Linked DNA regions of Mus musculus: region 1 is linked to region 2. A link is a contact called in ENCODE Hi-C or POLR2A ChIA-PET data. All regions are on one chromosome and are shown on one strand. Each heading gives the region's core, a stretch centred on a gene start or an enhancer-like site at or near the end of the contact. The rest is flanking DNA. Distances are from core to core; before and after follow the strand shown.

Region 1 (4,036 bases), core at 66-2,565, 37 kb after region 2:
AAAGATGGGACTTGACTAACATGAGGGGGTCAGAAAATCAGCTCATATGATCAATTTTTTGCCACGTGATGAGAAACTGGTTTACACAGGATTGAGAAAACACTACACTAGATAATGATGTCACCACATAAAATCAAAGGAGACTGCACAGTTAGAAAACTAAACTCTCTTCAGGAAAATATTAAAGAACTGTATTAAAGCCCACCTGAGAAGTTTACTCAATGTATCATTTAGAAAGACCCATTCAGGAGTCTTTGATAAAGAGGACTTTAAGTAACAGATGGCATTTCCCAAGTCAGGTTGAAAGGTCTCTCAAGTTCAAGATAATCAAATTTTAATTAAGCCAACTTATTTAAAAGATGTGTCACAGGGGTGGAGCTTAAAATTACCACATATGTATATATAAACAAGTAACTCTTTATGAAGCTGAGGCCAAAATCGCCACTTGGAATTCTACCTCCCAAGTAGATGGTAAAAAAGACATTCTACCAGAGCCAATTAACAAAAGAGTGGGGAGGATCATAAACGAAAACACAAATATAAGGGGGGAGGGGGTGACAAGCTACGCAAAACCCGTAATCCTCTTGGCAGTCTGATGAGGAAATCACACAACTCAGACATAAAGGCAGGAAAACCATGTCATCCTCAACTCCACAAGCTAAACTACTAGGCACCGAAGGGGATAAGATCACACACTCGATTCCTGAACTCAAGGACAGAAGACCGTCCTCAACCCGTGCCCAAGGGGATGCCCAGAAGGACCCTTTTCCATTTGGGAACCGGGCAGCAGACACCCTCAAGGCCAGCCCTGAAGGGGTCAACGCCACCCCCCCCCCACCCACCCCCGGTCTAGGCCGTGGAGGCCAAGGGCAGAGGGCCCGAGCCGCCTCCTCTCGCACGCCGACACACACCCTCCCTACCTGATATGGCGGCGGCGGCTCCTGATCTGGCTCCGTCCCCTCGCCAAAGCTAGCCCGGTCGGACTGAGACTCGTGAAGCAGGGAGATGTCATCCGAAGTCGGGGATTTGAGGCAGTTCCCCATCTTCCGGGGCTGGGGTGTATGCTTGAGATCTGCGGGAGGAAGAAAGCTGTGACCCGGTCTCTCGCACGCTCGGCGGTGAGCTCGCTCGGCGCCGCGGGGTCCAAGGCGGCAGGCCCGGGGCTCAGGCGGCGGCTCCCCCGCGCCCCGGCGCCACCGAGGGGCCGCTCATGCCAGCCCCCGGGACAGGGGGCGCGAGGCTAGGCCGCGGGCTGCGCCGGGGTCGCGTCTGGAACCTGAGGGGGGCGGGGGCGGGAAGACTGAGCGCTTCCCCACCCCGCCCCCCGCGGGGCGGCGGCGGCCACGGGCTGCTGGGCCTAATCCAGGTCAGGAGGGGGGGGCGCGGCCGTCTCGGTTGCCTCAGCTGCTGCCTCAGCTGCTGTTGCCCCTGCCGACGCTGGAGCCGCGGCCCGGGGCCTCATCCTACTCCGCCTCGGCGCGGCGGCGGTGGCCAGAACGAGGCTGGCCAGGCCTACGTCATGCCGCCGTGCGTGCTCCGGCCCCGCCCCGGGCGCGCGCGTCCGACTCCTGGACTGCGTGGCTGGGCTCTGAGTTTAAGGTCCAGGCTGTGTGGCTGTTGGTCTCCCGACCATCTGCCTCCGGCGCCCCCTGTATGTCCCGGCTGCAGCCAGCTTGCGGACTTACCTTACCTTACCTGCGCGGTGTCCTCAGACTGTTCACGCTGTCTGCCGGGTTGATGTCTGTAAGCACGGATCTGAATGGACCAGGCAGATAGCTGAGGTGTTTAGCTTCCTTCTCCTTTATCCTTTAAGAATAAAGTCCAAACTCATGTGATGAACACGCCCTACCCTCCCAACATCACAGCCATGAGATTATCGGATTGCCCATTTCTTCCCAATCCCACCTCCCTAATTCAAGCCTCTCAAACTAACATTTGCCGTTGATTCTCAGTCTCTCTGTGTTCATCATTGTCCCCTACCTCCATACCCTTTGAATGATTGAGGATATATATATATGTATTGGGAAGGCATATATATATATATGCCTTCCCAATACTACCCACAGAATAATCTTAAGAAATCTCTTGCCGAGCAGTAGTGGCGCACACCTTTAATCCCAGCACTTGGGAGGCAGAGGCAGGCAGATTTCTGAGTTCGAGGCTAGCCTGGTCTACAGAGTGAGTTCCAGGACAGCCAGGGATACACATAGAAACCCTGTCTCGAAAAACAAAACAAAACGAAACGGGAAAAAAAAAAAAAACGGAAAGAAGAAATCTCTAATCTCATTCAAAATACTGCCCCTCTTTTATAAATTCTAAATCCCAAAATGGCCAAAGTGCTTCTAGTCCTCTCAAAGACTGTTCTCGCTGGCTGAGATTTCCACAGACAGACAGTATTCCTGACCTCTTACCTCTCGCTGGGCTAATCATTATCCTCACCAGTCCTTCGTGGACTCCATTTCATTTCCCTTGAAAATCTTTTTCTGCTTCTCCAGTCTGGGTTAGTCACCTACTCAGAGTTCCCAGTCAGGGCCTTTCTGTCAGGTTGATCAAGCTGAGTTCTCTGTCCCTTCCCTGTGTAAGGCCTGGCATGTTGCCTAAGGTAGTAGAGTCTTTCCTTGGCTGAATGAACAAATGCTCAAACAGCATATGCAAAGGGAAGAACAAGAAGAGAGTGTTCTCCACAGCCATTTTTTTTTAATCAAGAAGGCAAGAAGTTGACTTTGATCTCCAGTTTTATTCACCATTGACTGATTTATTGTTATTTACAGGCCCTATGTTAGAGCGACTGATTCATAAAACCTGACTTTTTTCTTGAAAGATCCTGGGTTTACCTGCAACAACAAACAAAGTCTTAGAGGGTCCCCTCCCCTGATGTTTGTAGAAAACTCTGTTTATTTCGTTTGGGTGAGGGTCAGAAGGGATTTTTGATAGATACTACTGTGTTTAATGAGTAAATCCCAAACATTTTCCCTTTAAATCCCAATTCCACAAAATCACTATCAAAGTGAGGTCAAACTCTATGTTCAAAGCAGGGGGTCTTAACTAGGCATGCCTTTAATCTCAGCACTCTGGAAGCAAAAAGCAGGCAGATCTCTGAGAGTTCGAGGCCAGTCTGGTCTGTAATACAAGTTCCAGAACAGCCAAGACTAAGCAAAGAAACCCTGTCCTGAAAACCAAAAAAAGAAAGAGAGAGAGAGAGAGAGAGAGAGAGAGAGAGAGAGAGAGAAGAGAGAAAGAGAGAAGGGTGTTGTTGAATGCCTGTAATTCAAGCATTTAGAGCCAAGACAGGAACATGTCTAGTTCAAGGCTAGCCAATGTTACTTAACAAGCAAACAAACAATTCTGCCTCAAAAAAAGTCTATATTCAATCAAACAAAAAAATTTTTTTTTTGAAATAGCATCTCACTATATAGCTCTGGCTGTCCTGGAACTCCCTACGTAGACCAGACTAGCCTCAAACTCAGAGGTCTACCTGTCTGTCTCTAAAATGCTAGGACTAAAGGTATGTGCCACCACACCCTTTCTCCAACCAATGTGTTTCAAAACAGAACCTTGAGCTGGGCACAGAGATACAAATCTATTATTCCAGCACTTGGAAGGTAGAAGTAGGAAGATCAGGAGTTAGAAATCATTTTCCCATACAGAATGAATTCCAGGCCAGTCTGGACTACATGAGAGCCCTTCCTCAATATCTCCTCCCAGAACAAAGACAGTTCCATTAAGAAAGAAGCCCAGGAGAGCCTGGAGTTCCACATTACCACGCCATTTAGCCTCCCAAATGCTGGGATTACAGGAGTGAACTCCTATATCTAGCACTCTGTCTTTATTCTTTTTTTGTTTTGGTTTTTAGAGACAGGGTTTCTCTGTATAGCCCTGACTGTCCTAAAACTCACTCTGTAGACCAGGCTGTCCTTGAACTCACAGAGATCCACCTGCCTCTGTCTGCCTCCTGAGTGCTGGAATTTAAGTGAAGCACCACTACCTGTCTTTTTCTTTTATATTTTTCTTACCTTGTTCCTACAAGTTCATACAT
Region 2 (3,596 bases), core at 8-2,507:
TTGAATTTCATGTGGCACTCACTGCGATTAGAAGGAGGGCTGCTCACATCTCTGCTGCTATCTCCCACAGGCCACCTACATCTACATGAAGGCTGCCTACCTCAGCATGTTTGGGAAGGAAGACTACAAGCCATTCGGGGACAATGAAGTGGAGTTATTCAGGTGGGCCTGACCACAGTGCTCCTGCTGTAGGTCTCACTGTGGACAGACAGGTCAGGCTCTGCTCATGGCTATCTGAGCTTTAGTGATGCGATAGGTACTCCCAGCTCTCAGTTGCCTGTTCCAAAGTGCCCTGTGCCCTTAGTCCCCTCTGGCTACCATGCCATGCCAGTGCTGCTGGTGGTTAGAATCCTGTGAATGTTTGTCATCTCTTTCATCTGGTCACTGAGACAGACGAGGACCCTGTCTTGGCCACCTTTGCAGTGATAAAGCACCAGGACAAGTGCACCACAGCAGGGATGATGGCAGGAGCGCAGTGATAAAGGGACGGGCATGGTAACAACTGCAAATGCAAAGCAGAGAGCAAACTGGGAGTAGGGGAGGCTATGCACGCGCTCTCCAAGTTTGCCCCCAGTGACCTACTTCCTCTAGCACAGTCATATTTCCTAAACCTCTCCCTAGAACAGCACCACCCACTGGCAACCCCGTGTTGAAATCCCTGTAGGGGACATTTTTCATTTAAACCACCAGAATCTGAGGTACAAAGAGATCTCTCCACCAGCTGAGCTTGCTAGAGCCACAGAGCAGCACAGCCAAAGTCATTGAATCAAACCGACAGCATTAAAACCACGGCCCAGCTGGGACGCCTTTTAAGATAGGCTAGTTTTGCAACTGGAAAAGGGGCTTTGAAGACCCTGCAGTAGAATCTGGAACCAAGGGGGCTGCCCACCAGAGTTTTTCATTATTATTTCATTATATCTTTTCAGTATTCTCTTCACCACTTATTTGCCTTTTGTGAAGAGTCAAAAGGTTAACCTGGAGTTGTAGGATGGTGTCTAGGGCTCTCCTCCCATGGTGGAAATGAGGCTGGCCAGCTTCACTGACAGATGCTTGTTAGAGCTGAAATAGTACTGTCTGTGCATAGTCTGCTGCTGGAGCAAACGGTGGCCCCAGCTCACAGAATTCTCCCACAGCCCTTGAGAGGAAGGAGGTAGTACAATCTATACTTTTGAGATTAGAAAACAGACCCTGAGTGGTTCTGCAATGAATACGCAGCAAGGAATCTGGGGTGGCCTCACCCATCAGTTGTTTCCTGAGCCCATACAGCTCGGGGTCTGAGATCCCAGTCACACCCAATGGCCAGGCAGCTGGTAGTGGGTGAGGCTCCAGTCAAGGCATGCCCAGCTGTGTGAATTTTATTCTATCCTTGAAACAGCTGAGGAGGCCACAGTTCAGGAGGCTGGAGTTAATTAAGGGTTTGGGCTGTTTGTCTGTGCAAGTCCCTCTTTTCTCTGGGTGTTGGTCATGCCTGTGAAACTGGGATTAGACTTTTGTGGGCCCTCCCAGGAAGGCCTGGGCGTAGAGGAGAGATAACTAGGAGGCAGGCCTAGATGCATTCTTAAACTAGCTCTGGAACCTTTGCCCAACCATGACCTGAAAGCTATCAGGTCATGCAGGAACTGTGAAATGTGACCATAACCATAGGCTGGCTTGCTCCTTGAAATACTTTTAGAGTCAAGCTCTTTCATCGTACAGTGTGGAAACTGAGGTGTAGCCAGGCAAGCAAAGGCTGGAGACCTGTTCTCTCTATGCTCCTGCTCTTTTGTGGCTGGGGACCTGGACATGTTAGGCAGGAGCTCTCCCACTGACCTGCAATCTCAATCCTTCTTTCCCATTTCTTCAGGGCCGTGCCAGGCTTGAAGCTCAAGATTGCTGGGAAATCTCTACCCACAGAGAAGTTTGCTATCCGGAAGTCCAGGCGCTACCTCTCCCCCAACCCCATCTCCTTGCCGATCCCTGCTCTGGTAGGTAGGAAGAGAGCCTCTGGGTCAGAGGGTGGATGAAGGGACCAGAAAGGGTTTCACAATTCACCTAGGCTGGGAGACAGACCAGCAGGCTGCAAGATGCCTCAAGGATGGAAGAGCTCTCCGAGACACTACATAACACCCCAGCCCCAAGCAGAGGGATCACCTGGCTGTCTTGTTCTTACAGTGACTATTCTGTTGTCACAGGGTTCTAATTGCTATTTACATAGTCACCCTCATTAGATCAACCTTTTCTGAAGGGAGGGTTGGGGGGGTCTCAGGCCAAGTTATGTTTGACTCTGAACAAAACCTTCATAGTAGGGGGTATAAAGCCTAACACAGGTCGGTAGTAACTTGAATAGCTCATACAGATGGAGTAAAAAAAAAAAAAAAAAAAAAAAATCAAGAGATGTAAGAGGCTAAATCCAGGGCCACTGTTAAGCTAATTCCATGAATGACTGGAGCTGGCATCAAAATAAGCTGAGTCCACAAAAGTAGGAGCCCTGCTCTGCTCTGCTTGTTGGATAAACTTTCCTGTTCAATGGTGTGTTACCTTAGGGAGCCCTTCTATCTACTGTAAAGTCAGCTCTTCCTTGGCACCTGGCCCAGTTCTAAAGGATTTTACAGACTGTGTGTGGCAGCACATGTCTGTAATCCCAGCGTGTGGGAGGTAGAGGCACAGGGGTATCCTCAAGCTACGCCATGAATTTGACGCCAGTCTGGAGTACAAGAGACCCTGTCTCAAAAAGATGCACAATCAAGTTATTACTATCATAATGGGCATGGGGTATCATGGGAAGGGTGGGAGTGACTATGCCCGCTTCTGTACAAAGTCACCTGTGATTAAGGGCACTGGGAGGACAGGCTGTGGACTTCTAGAGCCGTTATAGCCAGTTTTCTATCTTGAGACCACAGAGCAACTTAAGGAACACTGACCTAAATCTACATTGAAACAAAAACCCTGACAACCTTTAGGGCCTTATATAAATTGCACCCAGTATCCATTACCTGTCCTGATGGTTTAGGATGACTCTAAGCTAAGTTATTGAAAGTTTAATGAATTTCCTGCCAGTCAAGGAAAAAAGGATCAGGATGCATTCTAATCTCGATGAGGAGGCTGCCATCCTTGAGCCTGTTGTGGGGGAAAGGGACAGTCTTAGGCTCGACTGTCCTGAGTGGCTTAGTAGCTTCCTCCAATAAGGGAGGTCCTGCCAGCGGGAGTAGGGAGGGTTCCATGAACAGTGTTGGGCATGGCCTAGTCCTCAAGAAAGGAGTCTGGATGAAGAGAGGGTATGAGAGTATTCATGCAAGGTACAGTAGGTAAGTAGCTGAAACCTAATGGCTGTTGGATTACCCTAAACCCTTATGGAATCAATAAGCTCAATAACAAATCCCTGGTAAGGTTGCTTCCACAGTGCCCTCAATCCTACAGCTTTATAGGCTAGAAGGAGACTTGAAGATCAGGGATCCAAAGGCTCAGGACCTTTTGAACTGAGCTGCCTGTTTTACAGACGGGAAAACTGAGGCCCTGCTGAGGCAGAGACCTAGAACTGACTTGCCCCACCCACTCCCTCCCTCTCTCAGGAAATGATGTACATCTGGAATGGCTATGCTGTGATTGGGAAGCAGCCG

What was found. A loop is a pair of places that touch in the nucleus more often than their neighbours do. ChIA-PET counts read pairs that join two places held with the same protein, here RNA polymerase II (POLR2A).
Region 1: a loop to region 2 is called in a map of heart, with 5 times the contacts of the local background. The contact joins the promoter of Rnf11 here to the enhancer-like site in region 2. A Hi-C loop is called at or near these places in 10 of 37 maps with a recorded cell type or tissue (Patski, adrenal gland, gastrocnemius and 2 more). POLR2A ChIA-PET finds 5 or more read pairs at or near these places in 2 of 5 experiments (Patski and embryonic stem cell).

Annotation. Positions count from the first base shown.
Region 1 is chr4:109,475,190-109,479,225 of GRCm38, forward strand. It overlaps Rnf11 (ring finger protein 11), which reads right to left and starts at 1,316. Exons shown (of 3, transcript NM_013876.3): 1 at 921-1,316. The coding sequence starts at 1,043.
Region 2 is chr4:109,438,679-109,442,274 of GRCm38, forward strand. It overlaps Ttc39a (tetratricopeptide repeat domain 39A), which reads left to right. Exons shown (of 18, transcript NM_153392.2): 13 at 71-162; 14 at 1,844-1,964; 15 at 3,549-3,596. Among named protein-coding and RNA genes, the nearest start is that of Ttc39a, 33 kb to the left of the region's middle. Within about 2 kb of position 1,258, at least 1 of the 3 ENCODE cell types and tissues checked has a DNase peak (open chromatin) inside an H3K27ac peak, as active enhancers do; it is heart, where a contact is called at or near this core.